3 separate regions of the Homo sapiens genome follow, and regions 1 and 2 are each linked to region 3. Evidence: chromatin contacts called from ENCODE Hi-C or POLR2A ChIA-PET data. All regions are on one chromosome and are shown on one strand. The core of a region is the stretch at or near the end of the contact, and the rest is flanking DNA. Distances in the headings are between cores, read along the strand shown. Region 1 overlaps DAP (death associated protein). Region 2 holds the start of ANKRD33B (ankyrin repeat domain 33B). Region 3 overlaps CMBL (carboxymethylenebutenolidase homolog).

Region 1 (3,987 bases), core at 593-3,092, 470 kb before region 3:
ACCCCTTTAGACTTACGGGGTGAGCTCTTGCGGGTGGCTGTCACCATCTGTCATCTGTCTCCAAGACCATAGTTAGAGGAGGGGCCCAATAGCAGCACCCCTCAAATGCCAGCAGCATCCCTCAAATGCCAACAGCACCCCTCAAATGCCAACAGCACCCCTCAAATGCCAACAGCACCCCTCAGATGCCAACAGCACCCCTCAAATGCGCTTTCCTAGATGTTACAGAGGACCATGTGTGAACCTTTTCTGGCAGGAAGCTCTGGTGTTCTTGTTTAGTCTGGCATTGCCAGAGAGTAGGCAGCTCTGAAGGGTAGATAGTTTTTAAAAAAAAAAAAAAAAGGCGGCCCACTACACTAAAGGATAATCATCAAGGATAGCCAAGAGCACAGTTCATAAATCAAAATCACTGCCTTAAAAATGTTGAGAATGCTTTCATTAAGTGCTTAAATTGGATAACAGACTTGTGCCTCAATGCTCAATCAGAAATAATAAAATTCTCTTACAGTGACTATCTTAATGTTCTTTTGTGTCTTCTCTTTGTTGCTGTCTGGCCCATATCTCCTGTACATTCCCCGCAATCCCCTTGTTTTCCTTCGTGCACTAACCTTCGCCTCTCTGCCTGTCTTCTTGCTTCCAGGGCTGGGTCTTCTTGATCTCTTTATTCCCGGGGTGGCACAAAATACTCAATAAGCACTCCAGAGTTTCCCCAGGGCCTCTTCTCACCCCTCACTGCCCCCATAGCAAACCGGGCCCACACCTTCCTCAACTCTGAGCTCTCTGTACTGTGCGCAGGGATGCAGGTGGTCCTCTTGGCCGGTTCAGGCAGCAGACTGGTGGAAACACTAATGAAGTTTGTTGAGTGTCACAATGTGCTGACACACTTCTAAGCGCTTGGCACGTTTAACTCATGAAATCACCAGTCATCTTAACATTGAGATACCGAGGACAGTGCCGTTTAAAAACCTGACCCAGAGCCGGGTGTCGTGGCTCACGCCTATAATCCCAGCACTTTGGGAGACCCAGGTGGGGAGAGCACCTGAGCTCAGGAGTTCAAGACTAGCCTGGCCAACATGGTGAAACCCCGTCTCTACCAAAAATACAAAATTAGTCGGGTGTGCTGGTGGGTGCCTGTAATCTCAGCTACTCTGTAGGCTGAGGCAGGAAAATCGCTTGAACCTGGGAGGCAGAGGTTGTGGTGAGCCAGGATCACACCACTGGACTCCAGCCTGGGCAAGAAGAGCGAATATTTCGTCTAAAAAAAAAAAACCTGACCCAATTGTTTGGAGTGTCTGTTGCCAACTCCCCTGAGCTAGTGACCTAGTGGGAGCGGCCGGAAAGGCTGTTGCCTTTTGGAACTTCAGCAGCCCGACAGACGACTCCATCACTGGCCAGGTGCCTCCTCCCAAGGTGGGAGACGAATGAGGCAGTTTGTAAAGGCTTCTGAAGAGTGTTAGAGAAAGGTGCTGTGCAAATACAGGTATTGTTATTTACAAGTGATGGATGGCACTGCATCATGTCCTGGCAAATGTGCTGTCGTCTGCAGTCCTCTGTAGAAGTAATCCAGCCTTAATGATTTGAGACCTTACCACTGCTCTTGACTACAAAATATTTGCAGAGAAATGGGGTGAGTGCTTGTTTGATGAGTTATTGCAAATGCAGATTAGCAGAGTTAGAATTAGCGAGATTCTTTCTGTTTCATCTAACAGCAGTCATAGCATTCCACAGCAGAAAAGAGGACCTAATTATAAGCCTCGCTATTACTCATTTCTGCCAGTCTTTGTGAGTCTGTGGCAGTGAGATGTGTAAAATCTCTTTGTTAAATACATTTTGCTGGCCCTGTTCCCCTCCATTTCCCAGTGGAGCCAAAACCATGTGTCAGTAGAGTTCTCATAAATCTGCTACATGATAGCTTTGAATGTTACTAATCTTACATGTGGTTTTCTTTGAAAAGCAGACTCTACATCCCCTCTCAAAGTGAATTAAATGGAAATATAAGCACGATTATATTTATTTCAAGCCATGTTACTTTTTTTAGTAACTTCAGAGTAACTTAGTTCTCTCTTACACTAATTGATACGTCAGACATGAGTTAAGGATGCCTTTCAAAAGTCTAGTGTAATTCTCCCTGAATTATCTCCCTGCAGAAAGACTTTCAGATTATCCATTGCTAGAAACAGAAGACTAATTTGTCTTCTATTAACCCTGTGGTCACAGATTTGCTAAGCATAGTCCCAGTGTCAACCAGTCAGGACCAGAAATTGAATGGTCCAGGTAAGAGGTCTGCCCTTGTTCCCAACATGCCAAGGAAAACAAGACCCTTTAGTTACTATCTTTTTTCAGAAGCCTTCTGTCAAGGTGGCCCATGGCATTTCACCTCTTCCCTAGCCTTTTTTTGTTGTTCTTGTCTAGACAGGGTCTCTCTCAGGCTTGAGTGCAGTGGCGTGATCTTGGCTCACTGCAACCTTGGCCTCCTGGGCTCAAGAGATCTTCTCGCCTCAGTGTGCTGAGTAGCTGGGACTACAGGTGTGCACCACCACAACCAGCTAATTTGTGTATTTTGTGTAGACACAAGGTTTTACTATGTTGTCCAGTCAGGTCTCAAACTCCTGGGCTCAAGCGACCTGCCCACCTTGGCCTCCCAAAGTGTTGGGACTCCAGGCATGAGCCACCGCACCCAGCCTTCCCTAGCCATTTTTGGTTATCTGTGACTTCTAACGTCTTTGTGAGTGTCCTTTTCATTTCGGCCAGTGCCCTGTGCATTCTTACTTGGTTTTGTGACTGCTTTTCCCTTCCCAGCTTCAGAAGTTTTTTTTGTTTCTATAGAGAATGTTCACTTTTGTATAAAGTACTATATTAGGTATAGAGAATGGTACTTCCTGTTGTAACAAACAACCTAAATTCTCAGTGGCCAAACTAATCCAGGTTTATTTCTCTCCTGGGTGGGGTCTTCTTAACAAAGAGCAATTCAGAGGCCCAGACACCCCTTGCTGTATAACACTAGCTTTTCATTGTGTGGCTGCTGCTGAGGGGACAAGTGTAGGTCGCCGTGCTGGGGTCCGTATGGTGTGGCCCACAAGTGGTATGCATCATCACATCAGTTTCCTATGGCTGCTGTACCAAATCACAATAAACTTAGTGGTTCTAAACAACACAGTTTTATTATGTTACAGTTCTAGAGGTGAGAAGTCCAAGATGGGTCTCACTGGGCTAAAATCAAAGTATCCACAGGGCAACTGGTTCCTTCTGGAGGATCGGGGAGAATCCCATTTTCTTGCCTTTTCCAGCTTCTAGAGGCTGCCCACTTTCCTTGGCTCGTGGCGCCTTCCTCCACAAGCCAAGGAAAGCTTCTTCAAAGGCAGCAATGACCAGTCACATCCTCACATCACACACTCAGAGCCCTGACTCTTCCGCCTCCCTCTTTCACATTCAGAGACCCTTGAGATTACATGGGCCCACCTGGGTAATCCAGAATAATCTCCTCACCTTCAGTCTATGATTCTAAGCACAGAATAGCAGTTTCCCTTCTTCTTCCTCAGCTTACAGTCAGCTGATGAGCAACCTTAATTCCATCTACAACCCTCATTTCCCCTGGCCGTGTAGCCCAGCACACTCACAGGTTCCAGAGTGGGGGGACGTGATGACATGATGCTGCCCACCAAAGTCACTTTTCCCCATACTATTGGGCAGGACCCAGTTTGATGCCCCCAATCCAACTACGGGGAAGCTGGGAGTGAGACTGGCAAACACCTGACTAGTCCTAGCCTCAACCAATTCCCAATGACAGCTTTTCCAAAGCACTTCCAGGCAGCCGATCCTACTTTCCCCTAAACTTTTTGAATCAGCCTCCCTGCACTCAAGGATATACATGTAGCTGCTCCATGTACCTCCCAGCTTGAAAGGGGCCCAGTCAGATGTCCGGCAAGGTGCCCATCCTGGCCCAGTCAGTACTCATTTTGTCCTTTGGGTCAGAAACTATGTCAAGGA
Region 2 (3,940 bases), core at 1,360-3,859, 280 kb before region 3:
TGGTTTACGTTGCTGTCAGTTTTCTTCAATGCAGCTGTTTTCAAACATTTATGTTTTGCCCCTAAAGGAAACATTATATAAAGCTGAGCCCAGTGGTGCCCTAGAGTGGGGACTGGGCGAGCCAGGCCCCTCCTGTGCCCATTCCAGCCCACTGGAGACCACCAGGCTGCCCAGGACAGGGGGAGAGGCCCACCCCACCTGTTCCTTTATGAGCTTGGTGAGGCTTCCTTTAAAGCGGGCCCCCATACTGGCTTCCAGAAAGCAAGGTTTCTGATTACACACATCTGGGCCTGAAAACTCAGTTAAACCAAATGTAGAACTTGAGAAACAGGCCCTAGGACTTCGGGTGGAGCTCCAAGCCCTAATCACATGCCAGCCAGGGCATCTGTCGCCAGGGCTGGGGGAGGAGGCATTGCAAGAGGAATGGCAGCAGGAACTACAGGGCTCCAGGTGATGCTACCTACGGGGACGCCACCTCAGGTCTCACTGCCTAACATATGACAAGCACAGACCCTTCCTCCAAGTTCAAATGTTGTGTGATATGGTTTGGCTGTGTCCCCACCCAAATCTCATCTTGAATTCCCACGTGTTGTGGGAGGGACACGGTGGGAGGTAATTGAATCACGGGGGCAATGTAGTACAAGGGGAGAGTGACATTGGAGGGCTTCCCATCCACCTAAGCCCAGCCCAAACCACAGTCAGGGCAAACCACTTGCCCCACCCACTGCAGGATAAACCAAAGGCACAAGGTCACCCGGGTCCCCAAGTCAAAGCACATGTTTTCTGTCAGCTGCAGGCTCCTGAGCAAAAAGCATGTGCATTTGTGCTAGGCTGCATCTGCAGATACCACGGTCCTTGGACAATACAAAAATCAGGTGAGAACGCTGCCATTTGCCCACTGAGCACAGACTACGGGGAACTTGGCCACCGTGGTCACTCTGCAGTTTTCCCTTGAAGTGCTTTGCTTGGTGGAAGGTGTTCCACCAGCCAGTCCTTCTCAGGTCTTCTTAAGCCAACTTTTTTTCTTTTCCTTTCTTTTCTTTTCTTTTCTAAACATCTCGTTTTCTCTGAATCTGGTCATAACGAAAGGATAGCCTGTGCCTGCCTCCACGCCTCCTGCCCTACCCGGGTGGATGCCCGCGGCTCTGGGGCTCTCCCTATGCCCTGACTCTGGGGAGCCCCGGCTGGCATTGGCTCGCGAAGGTGACCTGCGGACAGACCAGTCAGAGATCACGTTGGCTGGTCGCGGCGCGGGCCACAAAGCTCAGCGGAGGTGGGGTAGGGGACCAAGCTGTCCCGGCGAGGGAAGAAACTGTTGCTTCCAAATCATTGCGGCTGGAGGAGCCGATCTGCGCCCCAGCGTGTTAGGACAAGGGCGGCGCGAGGGGCCCAGGGGCCAAATGGGGCGCTGGGCAGGAGGGGCTGTCTCCTGCAGGGGAGGAGGAATGGTCCCCTGCCAGGGACCTGGGGAAAGGTAATAGTCAGGAGGGGACCGGGCCGCAAGAAGCCCATCCTGGATTGCAGCACGGGCAGCCAGCGCGAATTCAGTCAGGAGGTCCACGGGGACCGGTAAACGAGAAGGGGATGCGGTGAGGACGCCGGACTGGCGTTTCTGCCGCGCTGACACCTCGACTGCTCCCTCCCCGCACCGCGTCCCCCAGCCTGAGACGGGGAAGCCACCCAGGGCACCGCGCTCCCAAACAGCGGGGAAAAGGCGCTCTGGGCGGCGGCTGAGTGACCGAGGGACCGGTCCGGAGCCAGGAGCTGGGAGGCGCGGGGATGTGGTGGGGAGGAGGGGAGTGGGGGCAGTGAGGGGGCTCAAATCCTGCGGGGACGCCCGCTTACCCTGCCGTTGCGGTCAGTCTCCTGCGCCTCCTCGACGCTCACCCCGCGCCGCACCAGCGTCCGCAGCAGCCCCACGTTGTTGGCGCAGGCGGCGCGCAGGAGGGTCGCCGTCTCCGGGACGCTTTCCGGGACGCCCTCCGGGACGCTCTCCGCGCTCTCGACGCCGTGCTCCTCCTCGTCCTCGAAAGGGTAGAAAGAGTCGTCCGAGGCGATGCTGCGGGTGTCTGGCAGACTCGAGAAGTCCTCAAACTCTTCGTAGTCAGCGGGGTCCTCCTCGACCTGCGCGCCCCGGGGTGGGGACGGCGGTGGTGGGGTCATGCAGCGCGCCCCGCCGCCCTCCGGCCCGGTCCCGGCCAGCAGCACCATGCCGGCGGCCGGGGCGCGGGCCGGGGGCCGGGGCGCGGGCAGGAAGAGCGGGACGCGGGGCGCGCGCCGAGGTCCCCGCTTCTCGCTTCTGCGTCCCCAGAGAAGCCGTGGCCCGCGCGCTCCAGCTCGGCGGAAACCGGCACCAGGCGGCTGCGCTCAAAGAAAAAAGTCTCCGGAGGCTGAGCGAGCCCCTGGGGTGGGCGGGACCGCGGGGGCTTTCCGAGGCGGGGCGGGGCGGGGCGCGGGGACACGCCTTCCCCCGGGGCCTTCCCCTCGCGCCCCTTCCTGGCCAGAGTTCAGAGCCAGGCAGGCGCTCTCTCGAGCGCGGGGACTGGGCACCTGGCAGCGTTGCCCCAGAGCTGGGGACAGCTGGCGCGGGAGAAGCAGAAGCAATCACTAAAGAAGCCGAACCCGAGTCGCGGGCGGCAAGCGGCCCCGCCCCTCCCTCCGCCGGCCCGCGGGATGGGGGCGGAGGTGGCGGCGGGGGGACGCCGGGGCGGAGCCGGCCTCCAGCTTCGGGAACCTCGGACCCCTGGAGCCGGCCTCCGCCGAGGGCGTCGGGCCCCCGGACCTGGGTGGGGCCGGTTTCTCCCGCCGCTTCAGAGGAGCAGAGCGGGTTTTCTCCCTTCGGGGGATCCCGGGCTTCGGGGCTGACTCCACCCGGCCGCGGCCGCTTGGAGGCCGGGGAATCCCCGGGGCGCTTGGCGGGCAGAGGAGCCGGGCGCGGGAGCGGAGCCGTCCACCTGGGACCTGTGCCCGGGGAGCGCTGCGGGCCGGGCCACTCTGAACTGGGGGCGGTCGGCTGCTGTGGGGGAGTCCCAGCCCGGAAGGGAGGACAATCCTCAGAGTCCCCCGTCTCGCGGAACCGGGGCCGGCCGTGGCTTGAGGGTTGGTCAGATCCTGGGATGGGGGGCGGGGTGTTCCGGAACCTCAGGGAGCATCTGAGTGGGAACGGACGACGAGGAACTCCCCGTCCCCATGCCTGGCCTGTGTCACGTGCGGGGATCTGCGGACTCACCCCCGGAGGCTGCGACTGGGCGCTGACCCCACGTCTGGCTGCCCAAAAGAGCAGGGCCGCGGGCGACAGCCGCAGTCCAGGCCCACAGCCCCTCTGGCCCGGCCTTGCCCTCTCCCCGTCAGTCCTGGCGCCGGGGATGGGCGGGGAGGAGGAGGGCGTGTGAGGATTTGCCACAGGGAGCCCTTGACTTCGGGGTAGGAGGCGTCGTGAGCCAATCTTGGGGGAAGGTCTCTGCGCAAAGGCGCGGAGGTGCGCTCGCGCCCGTCGCAGGTCAAAGACTGCGGAGGCCACCAGCCCTGTGTCCCCCTAGCCTCCTTCCTTCCTTTTTTTCCCCCGATCTTGACAGCGTGTCCACCAGCTGCCAGCCGGTGGGAGGCCCTCGCGGCCCCAAGGTGAACACAGCTAGGCTGGCGCAGCCGCTGGGGACCAGGCTTGAGGCCCACGTGCCGCTGGGCAAGCTGAGGGGCACGAGGGCACCGAATCCGAAACAGCCGTGGGAGGTGTAGGATGAGGACACGTTTAAACTGCGAAGCCGCTCGAGCCCTCGTGTCACACCGCACTGGCCCGACCCGCTGTCCTGGTCGCCTGGTCTTCCAGTGTCTCCAGCAGGAGCCAAAGGGCCTGCTGGCGGCCCCCGACCCGGCATCTGCAGGGCCCCGGAGGGTGGGGCGCGCGGGAGCACCGATTTCTGGTGAAGACGCCCTCGCACCT
Region 3 (3,939 bases), core at 379-2,878:
TTCTGAGTTCCAAACAATCAGTTTGCACATGAATCATTTGCCAGACAAGGGCCACTATTCTTGGTCCCCTCATGGCTGAAATAGTCCTGATGGCGTTCCAAATTTGGCTTCACTGGGCGGCAGGGGGAGGAGACGAGCAATGCAGAGTGGGGAGTTTTGGGGAGAGAGTGAACGTGTGAAGTCAGAGAGTGTCTGGGCGTCTGCCCATAGTTATGGCTGCTCATGGGAGAGAGGAGAGAGGAGACTCTTCTCCTGGGAGACTCAGGGGACAGAGAAGACTGGGGCACTCTGCAGGGAGCAGATCATGGACTCGGGTCTTACGAACCGTGCTGTGGGCTGTGGCCTTCATCCCCAGGCTGTGGAAGACTGCTCAGCTCTCAGCTGGGAGTGAGGCAGTTGGACCTATGTTTTGGGAAGAGCCCAGCTTGCCTGCAGCTGTCAGGCAGTTGGAGGAGGGCTGGGCTTGGCAGGAAGATGTGCTGGGATGATGCATCAGTTGGGCCAGAGGTAGTAAGGGTGGAGCTCCCAAAAGAAGAAACCTTGGCAACTTCAAAAACAGTTGCTGATACAGCCCTGTTATCATCAGCACAGCTCTTTGAGGGGTTCACAAAATAAGCCTGATTCTTGAATATTTTTTCTTTCTGTTCTAGAGAGATCAGTGCTATCTTGAAGTATCTGAAACAACAGTGTCATGCCCAGAAAATTGGCATCGTGGGATTCTGCTGGGGTGGAACTGCTGTCCATCATTTGATGATGAAATACTCAGAATTCAGGGCAGGGGTGTCCGTCTATGGTAAATCTGCCTTGTGCATTTTTACTCCATGCAGAAGGGAGGGGTGGAAGAGTGACAACAATCACAAGCCTCCCCATCCAGTGTAACACAACCCCCAATAATGTGAAGACTGCCCATCTTATGGAAATGGGTTTTAAGAATCTGAAAATAGAGGTGGAGGTTTGTCATGCAGTTAACCAGAGGATGTCACCGGGAGTCAAGAGGTCTGGGTCCCAGTGGTGTGACTTTGGGAAAGCCACCTAATCTAAATTCTCCATTTCTTCACCTAGGATGAAGGGGATAGCTTTTTTTGTTTTTTTAATGTAATGATGATCAATATCACACAAGATTTTTATGAGCAACATCTATGAAAATATTTTTCTGGTGGTGGCTAATGCCTGTAATCCCAACACTTTGGGAGGCTTAGGCAGGCAGATCACTTGAGCTCAGGAGTTCGAGACCAGCCTGGACAACATGGCAAAACCCTGTCTCTACAAAAAATACAAAAATTAGCTGGGCGTGGTCACGTGCACCTGTAGTCCTAGCTACTCCGGAGGCTGAGGTGGGAAAATCGCTTGAGCCCAAGAAGGTCAAGGCTGCAGTGAGCCATGATCATGCCGCTGCACTCCAGCCTGGGTGACAGAGCAAGACCCTGTCTCAAAAAAAAAAAAAAAGAAAAAGAAAGAGAAAGAAAGAAAGAAAGACTGATTTTTCCAAGATACAAATTGCTCTAACTGTACACAAACATGCACACACACTAAGAAAGAAAGCAAAGGCAGCCAGATGCGATGACTCACGCCTGTAATCCTAGCACTTTGGGAGTCCAAGATGGGCAGATGGCTTGAGCCCAGGAGTTCGAGACCAGCCTAAGCAACATAGAGAGACCTTGTCTCTATAAAAAATTTTAAGGCTGGGCGTGGTGGCTCACGCCTATAATCCCAGCACTTTGGGAGGCCGAGGTGGGTGGCTCATGAGGTCAATAGTTCGAGACCAGCCTGGCCAATATGGTGAAACCCCGTCTCTACTAAAAATACAAAAATTAGCTGGGCGTGGTGGTGGGCGCCTGTAGTCCCAGATATTCAGGAGGCTGAGGCAGGAGAATCGCTTGAACCCGGGAGGTGGAGGTTGCTGTGAACCAAGATTGTGCCACTGCACTCCAACCCAGGCAACAGAGTGAGACTCTGTCAAAAGAAAAAGAAAAAAATTACTTGGGTGTACTGGCACATGCCTGTGGTCCCAGCCTCTCAGGAGGCTGAGGCAGGAGAATCACTTGAGCCCAGAAGTTTGAGGCTGCAGTGAGCTGTGAATGCACCACTGCACTCCAACCTGGATGACAGGGAGTGAGACCTTGTCTCTTAAAATAAAAAATAAAAAAAAAAAAGGAAAGAAAGCCAAGGAAAACACACTCTAAAATCGAAATAGCAATTTATACATTTTTGGCCAAAACAAACCAAAGTTACTACAGCAATGAAATAACATTATATCTGTATATAGAAACTGCTTGCTAAATTCATGATATAGAAGCATTCAGACCAATAGATAAACGAAAACAAAAAAGACACATAGGAAATATAGCCTTTAAAAATAATGCAGATGCTCCTCTACTTACAATGGGGCTAAGTCTTGATAAACCCATCATAAATGGAAAATATCTCAAGTCGAAAATGCATTTAATCCACCTCACCTACCAAGCATCATAGCCTCACCTGGCCGACCCGAAACACCTGCATCAGGCTACAGTTGGGCAAAATCATCTAACGCAAGGCCTATTTTATAATAAAGTCTTGAATGTCTCATGCAGTTTATTGAATTCTGTACTGAAAGTGAAAAACAGAATGGTTGTCTGGGTACTTGGGGAACAGTTTCTACTGAATGAGTGTCGCTTGTGCACCATTGTAAAGTCAAAAAATGAAAGTGGAACCATCGTTAGGCCTGGGACCATCTGAAGTGGATCATAAAGTTATACTAATGATTCCTTCTTGGGTTAATGGTTCCTCATTGTGGTATTTTCAACTACTTTTAGAGTTAAAAACGCCTTTAAATATTGACTTAGGACAACACAAAAGGACATAAACTCAAAAGGCAGTGGCCAGCTGCCTCTGGGAACAATGGAGCTGAGAGATGCTTTGTCCAGACCATGCTTTTGCGCGATTTAGCAAAAGGCGGTCGGGAGTGGATGCCTCCCCGGCGCCACCTTCTGGCCGCTGTTGTGTAGTGCGTGAGCTGCAGAGCGTGGCCGGGCTCAGGCCCAGGGATATCAAAAGAGGCCCATCCACATGAAGTAGCTTTGCTAGAGTGGGGAAGGGAGCGTGGTCACCTTTCCCGTGGCTCCCTGCCTCCTGAAGAGGAGTTACAGGTGAAGGAGGCTCTCTCTGTTACTTAGCTCTTCTGCTGCCAGCAGGAAGTGGAAAAAAGTTATGTTATTTACGTCTTCTTATCTTAAAATGGTTAACTTGCTGCAAATCTTTTACTTACTTATTTTCGCATAGAAGTGGACACACCCACAGGTTGTTTTCAGACAACCTGGGTCAGGCAGAGCATGCTTCTAATTTCAGAATTAATCTCGAATGAATGCTGAGATGAAAGATGAAAACTATTGTTATTATTTTTTGAGACAGCATCTTGTTCTGTCACCCAGGCTGGAGTGCAGTGGCACGATCTTGGCTCACTGAACCTCCACCTCCTGGGTCCAAGCAATTCTCCTGTCTCAGCCTCCTGAGTAGCTGGGGCTACAACACCCAGCTAATTTTGTATTTTTAGTAGAGACAAGGTTTTGCGTGGGTGGCCAGGCTGGTCTCGAACTCCTGACCTCAAGTGATCCACCCCGCCTTGGCCTCCCAAAGTGCTGGGATTACAGGTGTGAGCCACCTCGCCCGGCCAAAAACTGATTTTTATAGACTGACCTGCTAGGCCCAGGCAGTTTCACACTTCCACACTTCCACACTCGTGGTCTGGTGCGAGTCTAAATACCCACTCAAAAGACAGCTCCTCTTACCAACAAAACTACTCAGTGCATTCAAGCCAGAACCCGTGGGACTTGTGTAGACCTGAGAAACTTCTCAAGCGAAGGTTTGACATTGATCCTCTTTGTAAACGAAGGTACATCCCAGCGGGACATTCCTCAGGCTGCTCCGCATCTTTCCATACTAAGCAGCGGACGAGGTATC

The links. Hi-C counts contacts between places; a loop is a spot of excess contacts on that map. ChIA-PET counts read pairs that join two places held with the same protein, here RNA polymerase II (POLR2A). Pooled maps may share reads with other maps.
Region 1: a loop to region 3 is called in a pooled map, with 2.8 times the contacts of the local background. The contact joins two enhancer-like sites. A Hi-C loop is called at or near these places in 1 of 37 single-sample maps with no recorded cell type and 8 of 50 pooled maps. POLR2A ChIA-PET finds 5 or more read pairs at or near these places in 1 of 52 experiments (H1).
Region 2: a map of OCI-LY7 shows a loop between it and region 3 (2.2-fold over the local background). The contact joins the promoter of ANKRD33B here to the enhancer-like site in region 3. A Hi-C loop is called at or near these places in 3 of 168 maps with a recorded cell type or tissue (OCI-LY7, PC-9 and naive thymus-derived CD4-positive, alpha-beta T cell), 15 of 37 single-sample maps with no recorded cell type and 12 of 50 pooled maps. POLR2A ChIA-PET finds 5 or more read pairs at or near these places in 2 of 52 experiments (H1 and activated naive CD4-positive, alpha-beta T cell).

The regions. Positions count from the first base shown.
Region 1 is chr5:10,754,562-10,758,548 of GRCh38, reverse strand. All of the region lies in intron 1 of DAP (death associated protein), which reads left to right. Among named protein-coding and RNA genes, the nearest start is that of DAP-DT, 4.5 kb to the left of the region's middle. RefSeq lists an enhancer at 1,506-1,585 and a silencer at 1,806-1,895. Within about 2 kb of position 1,842, at least 3 of the 41 ENCODE cell types and tissues checked have a DNase peak (open chromatin) inside an H3K27ac peak, as active enhancers do.
Region 2 is chr5:10,562,739-10,566,678 of GRCh38, reverse strand. ANKRD33B (ankyrin repeat domain 33B) reads right to left here and starts at 2,609. Exons shown (of 4, transcript NM_001164440.2): 1 at 1,846-2,609. The coding sequence starts at 2,211. RefSeq lists enhancers at 153-654, 946-1,035, 1,426-1,635, 758-1,651, 1,652-2,546 and 1 more and silencers at 756-805, 1,776-1,825, 2,166-3,025.
Region 3 is chr5:10,283,208-10,287,146 of GRCh38, reverse strand. CMBL (carboxymethylenebutenolidase homolog) reads left to right here. Exons shown (of 6, transcript NM_138809.4): 4 at 651-793. Among named protein-coding and RNA genes, the nearest start is that of CMBL, 23 kb to the left of the region's middle. RefSeq lists an enhancer at 2,720-2,849 and a silencer at 2,950-3,019. Within about 2 kb of position 1,628, at least 3 of the 41 ENCODE cell types and tissues checked have a DNase peak (open chromatin) inside an H3K27ac peak, as active enhancers do.